Regions from separate parts of the Homo sapiens genome. Here region 2 is linked to region 1. A link is a contact called in ENCODE Hi-C data. All regions are on one chromosome and are shown on one strand. Each heading gives the region's core, a stretch centred on a gene start or an enhancer-like site at or near the end of the contact. The rest is flanking DNA. Distances are from core to core; before and after follow the strand shown. Region 1 has its middle 210 kb from the start of LINC00242. Region 2 has its middle 33 kb from the start of LINC00242.

The links. A loop is a pair of places that touch in the nucleus more often than their neighbours do. Pooled maps may share reads with other maps.
Region 2: a map of left cardiac atrium shows a loop between it and region 1 (2.1-fold over the local background). The contact joins two enhancer-like sites. A Hi-C loop is called at or near these places in 4 of 168 maps with a recorded cell type or tissue (OCI-LY7, endothelial cell of umbilical vein, heart left ventricle and 1 more) and 3 of 50 pooled maps.

Annotation. Positions count from the first base shown.
Region 1 is chr6:170,009,570-170,012,936 of GRCh38, reverse strand. No RefSeq gene overlaps it. Among named protein-coding and RNA genes, the nearest start is that of LINC00242, 210 kb to the right of the region's middle. Within about 2 kb of position 1,561, at least 8 of the 41 ENCODE cell types and tissues checked have a DNase peak (open chromatin) inside an H3K27ac peak, as active enhancers do.
Region 2 is chr6:169,830,542-169,833,908 of GRCh38, reverse strand. No RefSeq gene overlaps it. Among named protein-coding and RNA genes, the nearest start is that of LINC00242, 33 kb to the right of the region's middle. Within about 2 kb of position 1,793, at least 3 of the 41 ENCODE cell types and tissues checked have a DNase peak (open chromatin) inside an H3K27ac peak, as active enhancers do.

The DNA.
Region 1 (3,367 bases), core at 312-2,811:
AAAGATACTCTTTTCAGATTGCCAGTGAAATTAAATCTACTTTATCTTTAGTCATAATCAATACTGTACTTACAAAGTTTCCAGATCATTTGTTAGCAGACCGCATAAGCTCAGAGAGCCCACTAGGCACTGGCTTGTTACAACAAGGACACAGCTGGGGCTGTGCTTTGCCAGGGACCCCTTCAGCAAGCCAAGCACAGGATTCACCTTTCAGAGGCTATTTTCCGACCTTCTGAACATGTGAGGTGCCTGGTCCTCACAAGTGTGTCCTCACATTCCCTCTCATGACTGAATCTGAGCACTTTTGCTTTCAGAACGAGGGGCCTAAGGAATCCAACCTGGGTGAATATTCTGGTATCTGTTTTGCATCTGATGTTGCCTGAGAGGCCACCTCAGCATCCCATGATGTGGACATTGGTCTAGGCCTCATTTTGTGATCCTTCCTGCCACCAGCCCGTTCCCTCTCTCACCATCAGTGACCATCTTCTGCCCCATAGCCACAGCTACACACGTAGACGATGGACTTGTTGGTTCTGTATTTACCTAAAGTTCCTTCCAAAGAGCACTGCAGTCTGAGTCTGAAGAACTCGAGGAGGCAGAGCTGTTCCTGTGTCTGTTGTGGGGCCAAGGTAGATGCTAGGTCTTCAACAACTTTGCTGTTTTTCCTAGCAGTGCTCCCATGTGTGTCTGGGCTTTGGAGCTCGACTGACTCTCCCTTGCCTCGGTTTTCAATAATGACCATATTCCTATGTAGACTCCTCCTCCTGTCTGTTCTCTGTCTTGGTGAATGATTATTTTTACCCAGTTGTGAAAGAAGGAAACTGAAAATTGTATTTCACATATGCCTTTCACTCATGGATCCTTCCTGCCTGCTTGTATCACAACCATCAAAGCAGAAGAGAAGGACGCCTCCTAGAGAACTGTTTTCTCCTCGTCTCTCACTGACTCTGTTTATAGCCTCCTCGCTGGCCGTTGGGCCTCCACACTCCACAATGCGGCATTTCTAAGTATTTAATCTGCTCATTTAGCTGCTGCTTAGAATCAAGGGTAAAATAGGAACTTGGTGATGTGATGGATGAGGCCGGAACCCTTTGCGCTTCCCAGGCTTGCGTCTTCTCTCCGCATCCCAAATGCCGCTGCATACACATCCTCTTGCATCCTGGCTTCATTGCTCATCTGCTGGCAGTCAGATGCTGTCCTGTGCCATGCTCCCTCTGACCTTTTCATCCTGCTTTGGCCTGATGAAAGCTGCCGCTCTAGTTTTCACCACATATAAGGACAAGCAAGCCAAAGCCCTCTTCCCCACCACCTTGCAGTGTGGCCTGTAGTTTCTTTCCATTTGGCCTCTCTCCCCAGTTGGCATGGCCACTGTGTTGTTTGTCTCTCCGCCAGCAGCAAATTAGGAAGGTCCTTTGGAGAGACCTTTGTGGAAGGGAGCAGCTTCCTCCCTCAGGGAAGCCTCTTGTGCAGCCAGGACTTCGTGCTCCGGCCTGTGACCTCCCCACCGCCAGCCCCCGCTTGAAGGGAAGAGAGAGCTCCAGGGGGCAGACGCGCTGGCCCGGCTGTTGGCCAGGCCTGGCTGTCCTCACTGGGCAGGGCTATGGGAGTTCACGGAGGGAACCTGCAGTTCCTTTTTCTTTCTCACAGACACTCCTGCAGGCAGAGATAAGCAACTCAGGACACACTTGGACCTCCCAATCTCGGATCTCAGCCCGGTCCCAGCCCCGGCCTGGCATCTTCTCGGGCACCGCCTTAGGCCCTGTGCCTGTCCTCAGTTGCACTCATCACAGTTGTGGCTAAATAATCAATCATGCAAATTGCCAGTTGGTATCTGCTCCTCCATGAAGGCTGGGAGTTCGTCTTACTCAGCGCTGCATTCGGAGGCCTGGCACCCACAGATGTGCTGCCGGAGGTTGTTTCAGCTCCCGCCTGCCTCCTCCCTCCCTCCTCCTTCCCTCTGTCCTTATTCCCTCTCCTTTCCCTTTCAAAGTAATGGAATGGGGGAGCCTTGAGCTACATAGAGCAAGCCGTCAGGGAGCCCAGGCTCCAAGGTCCCAGCAGGGGCACCCCATCCCTGGTGCTGGGAGGTCAGACGAGACCCCAGGAGGCGCCAACCTTTGGCGGGATGCATGGAGACCCTCCCCAAGTCCCTCAGGGAATCCCCTCAGTGCCGCTTCTGCCTCATCTCACTGCCCTGACCATGCTGCAGGAGCCCACTTCCTCCCTCAGGCCCTGGGTGTGATGGGAAGCATCAGCAGGCAGCGCAGGGGAGTCGGACGCCTGGCAGATGATGACTCCTGCTCTAAAACCAAACACACTCCCCAGGAAAAAAGTACCCATTAGCTTCTTAATACAAAGGCAGTGCATCGTATTGATTCAAAATGAGAAAATATAAATACAAAAATACAGAATGAGGGGAAAATCTTGACTGCCAACACTTGGGTGCATATTCTTCCAACGTTCTTCTAGGAGTGTGTGTCGATATGTTTTTAAAGCAATTTACGACCATACCTTAGATCCTACTGTGTGTTCTAGTCTTTTCACTTGATTATATATGAGAAGCAACTTTATAGCTACATTTCTTTTAGAATAAACTTTAGAATTAGTCAAAGAGCCACTTATATTCCAGAAAAATCTATACAAAGTGTGTTGGGCAGGTTGTGTTCACTCTTTACACCATCCCAGCATACCAGTAATGGAAGTATTAATGGAGCAGACAACACATTGTGTGTGGTGTGCATGCATGTGCCATGGGCCCGGTATGTTTATGCATCCAACAATATTCCTCGAGTGATGTTTATGTATCAGACACTATTTTAGGAGCCTAGAAGACATCTCTCAATAAGAACCGCAATGTTCTTCTCATGGAGTTTCTATTCTGGGGGATGTGAATTCAACGATTTTTTGAACATAGAATACAGGTTACAAGAAAGGAACATGCTTGGTGCCAAAATATTTTTGATTACAGATAACTTTTAAACTATCAAAAATTTTAAAAGTCGGTGCCTTGTATTGCAACTGAAGGTAAGCCTTAAGATGCTGCACTCTGATTCACCTGTTCTGAGCATTCATTCAAATTTCTCCAAAATAGCTACATCTTTACCTAAGAGAAAGTGGCACATTAACCCCAATTTTAAAGAAATTTTTTTCTTCTTTTTTTTCTTGAGACGGAGTGTCACTCTGTCGCCCAGGCTGGAGTGCAGTGGCGAGATCTCGGTTTACTGCAAGCTCCGCCTCCCAGGTTCACGCCATTCTCCTGCCTCAGCCTCCCAAGTAGCTGGAACTACAGGCGCCCACTACCACACCCGGCTAATTTTTTGTATTTTTAGTAGAGATGGGGTTTCATCGTGTTAGCCAGGATGGTCTT
Region 2 (3,367 bases), core at 544-3,043, 180 kb after region 1:
TTATCATTTCTGTCACTTTCCCTTCATTCCTGAAGTTCCAGATTATCCTTACTGTTTCTCTCTGCTTGAAGTTTCTGTGGCGCTTCTTTTATCACAGGTAAATTGGAAATAAATTCTTAGTTTGTCTTCATCTGAGACTGTCTGTATTTCACATTCATTGCTGAAAGACACTTTTGCTGGATATAAGGTTCAAGGTGCGTAGCTCTTTTCCTCCATGCTCTGGGCCTGCTGTGCCACTTTGAGGACTCCAGGGCTCCTCCTGAAGGTGAATCCACGCTCCTTTGGATTTTTGCTCCCTGTGCGTCACGTGCTGATTCCTCTGGCTGACTTTAAGATTTCTTCGTGTTTGGTTTTCAGCTGTTTTATTATGCTGTGTCTGGGTGAGGGACTTCTTTAAGTTTATCATCTTTGGGTGGCAGAATAAATTTCATAAGCAGCCTACTCATACTCTCTCAGATGAGTCATCACAATGTCTAATTGGCTAAAGGAAACTCTAGAGTCTTGAAGGAGTTACTATTTTCCCCCAAAATTAACTTAGAAGATCGAGAGTAATAAACCATTCTTACACATATATAGGTGCACTAGAAATAAAAAGAAAAAAAGAAATGTTTCTCTCTATTATTTTCGAGTAGGAAAAAAATGACAGCCTACATTTTAAGTCTGGGCCTTACATATTATTTCTGTGTACGGTGAAAGTGGAGGAAAAGGCCTTCTGTGTGATAATTACGGACAAGGTGCTTCTGGGGGGCTCACAGAACACAACAGTTAACAAGCGGGTGTCTTCACCAATCGTCATTACAGCTAATGTAGGCTGAGCAGTTCTTACACGGCAGGTGCTACACCCACCTCTTTACATGCACCCTCTCGTGTTATCCTTGGAACAACCTTGTGACCTTAAACATTATTAACCCCAATTTGCAGGTGAAATTGAGGCATAAGTAACTTTCCCAAGAACATACAACCAACAGATCCAAGAAGTCCATGTTCTTAAATCCCGACATGAACTCCTGTCACATCCTGAGAAGGCACTCATGCTGAGCAAGTTAAAGGAATCATCTCACCCTACCCACACATTAGCCAGGGGGGCCATTTCCTGTTTCATTTCCTATCAGTGTGTGTCTGTTCTTATTTGGAAAAGTAAAGGAGGCTTGGCTTAAACCAATCTATCCTTGAAGCCACATTTTAGAAGGGTAAATATTGCTTCTCATGTCACATGTTTGATCATGCTTCTAAACTAGCTGGGCAACCAGAGGCGCTGCCTCGGATCTGTGCTGCTCAAGGACACAGCTCTCCCTGTGGCTCTGGGTTCTGTCCCAATTCTCTCCCTCTGCTGCTCTTAAAAAGCCCTTATCCATTAGAGACACAGTAGTTACATAAAATTATATCTTTTGGGATGGCCAGAAAATACTCCAATCCAAAGAGAAAGAGAGATAGAGAGTGGGGACAGGCAGAAACTGATTAAACAAGTTGAGTCGTGAGTCAATAATTATTAGTCATAAGCCACTTAATTATTAATCAGGTGGTACTTGGTACATGGGAGTTCATTACACAGTCCTTTCTACATTTGTATGTACTCTTTAAACATCAAAATAAAAAGTTAAATTTTAAAACACAAATAGAAAACTAGTGTGTGTATAGATGTGTGTATCCATGTATATACCTGTGTGTATAAATCTGGTTTCTGCACTTACTGTTCTACTGAAATGAGTGGCTCTACGACGGCCCCGAATTTCCGAATCCTTGGGTCTGTTTTTAGACTTCTTCGCAACCAGTCGGCGGTGGACTCTGCTGATCTCTTCATTTATATGAACTGGCAACTCGCTGCCCTCTCACAGCTTTTGCGAGCTCCTTAATTTCTGCCGTGTTCTTGGTTTATTTGGAGTCAGGTTTCCTCTCCCCCATTTCTCACACGTTTTCCCTGAAGATGCTCTTCCGCTCACACGGCATCTACTGTTACCAAGTCTGAGGGAATTCCTGTTCTAAATCCCTTTTCAAAGCAGCAAATTGTGCTCTGAGGCAGCTCCTGTCCCTGGAGCAAAGGCTCTGGTCACTAAGGAGCGTTCTCGCGCACGTGAACAGCGCCCCCTGCCGTGGTGTGGAGATATTGCGTCATGGAGACCCTCCCTGCGCAGCTGCCGGCAGGACCCGAGTCTGTCCCCTACCTGGGAGACCTCTTGGCAACCAGGCAGTTTGCGGGGGTTGCTTCCTTGGCCCTTTCCACTCATCGGTGTTGAAGGGTTAGAGCAAACCAGCCGCCCTCAGCCACCAGCTCCCAGCAGATGAAGTCAGGGGTGTGAGAAGACGCTTCCTCATCCTTCTGTGACTCGAGGTATCTCTGCCCTTTGGGAAGCAAGAAGAACAGCAGCCGTTTCTGCCAGTGTCCTCATACAGCTATGGCTTCAGCAAGCCACGCGTGGTCATCTGTCAGGGTCTGGGAAGAGAAAGAAGCCACGGAAGCTACCAGAACAGATAATTCCCATGAGGGACTTGATGTAGGGAATCCGTAGGTAGAAGGTCCTTAACTGGGGGCCAGAGAGGAAGCTGCTGCCTCCCCAAGCTTGGAGGAAGAAAAGGAAGAGACGGACTTGTTCTCATTTTGACTCTTGAAGAAGGGACACATGGCCTGAAGAGGAGGCCCCAGCTGCTGTGAGGGTCTCGGAGGGAAAATTGCAAATGGGGTTTGGGAGCCACTGTGCAAAGTGAGTGAGCAGCCTTGCAGCTGTGGAGCATTGCAGGGATGCAGAGCCCGGCTGTGGCACTGAGAAGGCCGCAGGTGTCAGCGCCGGGCCCCTCCTCCTCCCGAGGGTGGGCAGGGCTGCGCTGCTGGAGGATGAACACCTGAGGGCTGGGCTGCTGCAGGATGCACTGCTCAGGTCACTCACTAGCGGGAGGGAGAATTTTAGGACTGACTAAAGTCTCCGGACACATCCTTGGCAAACACAGGGAAGATACGTGGTTAATGCTCCAGGCAGAATGCGCAAGCGTCCCAAATTCCTAGGCTGAAACCTCACCCACAAGGTGACAGTGTTAGGAGGTGGGGCCTTTGGGAGGTGATGAGGTTCGGAGGGTGGAGCCTCATGGTGGGATTAGTGCCCCTACAAAAGAGGCCCCAGGGAGCTGCCTTGTTCCTTCCGCCCCGTGGGGGCACAGCCAGAAGGCTCCATCTGTGAACCAGGAAGTCTGCCCAGACACCCAGACACTGGAGCAGGGATGTGGAAAATGCCAGGCATAGCCAGGTGATGGTGAGTGGCCCTCTGGGGGCCTGAGTCCAGGTGCCTAGGGGGTGGAGAAGGATCAGTCAAGGGAGCTGTGACCTAGGTGGGTGGCCAAGGCCTGTGATGCCACCAGGACTTAATGCTCTGGGCTG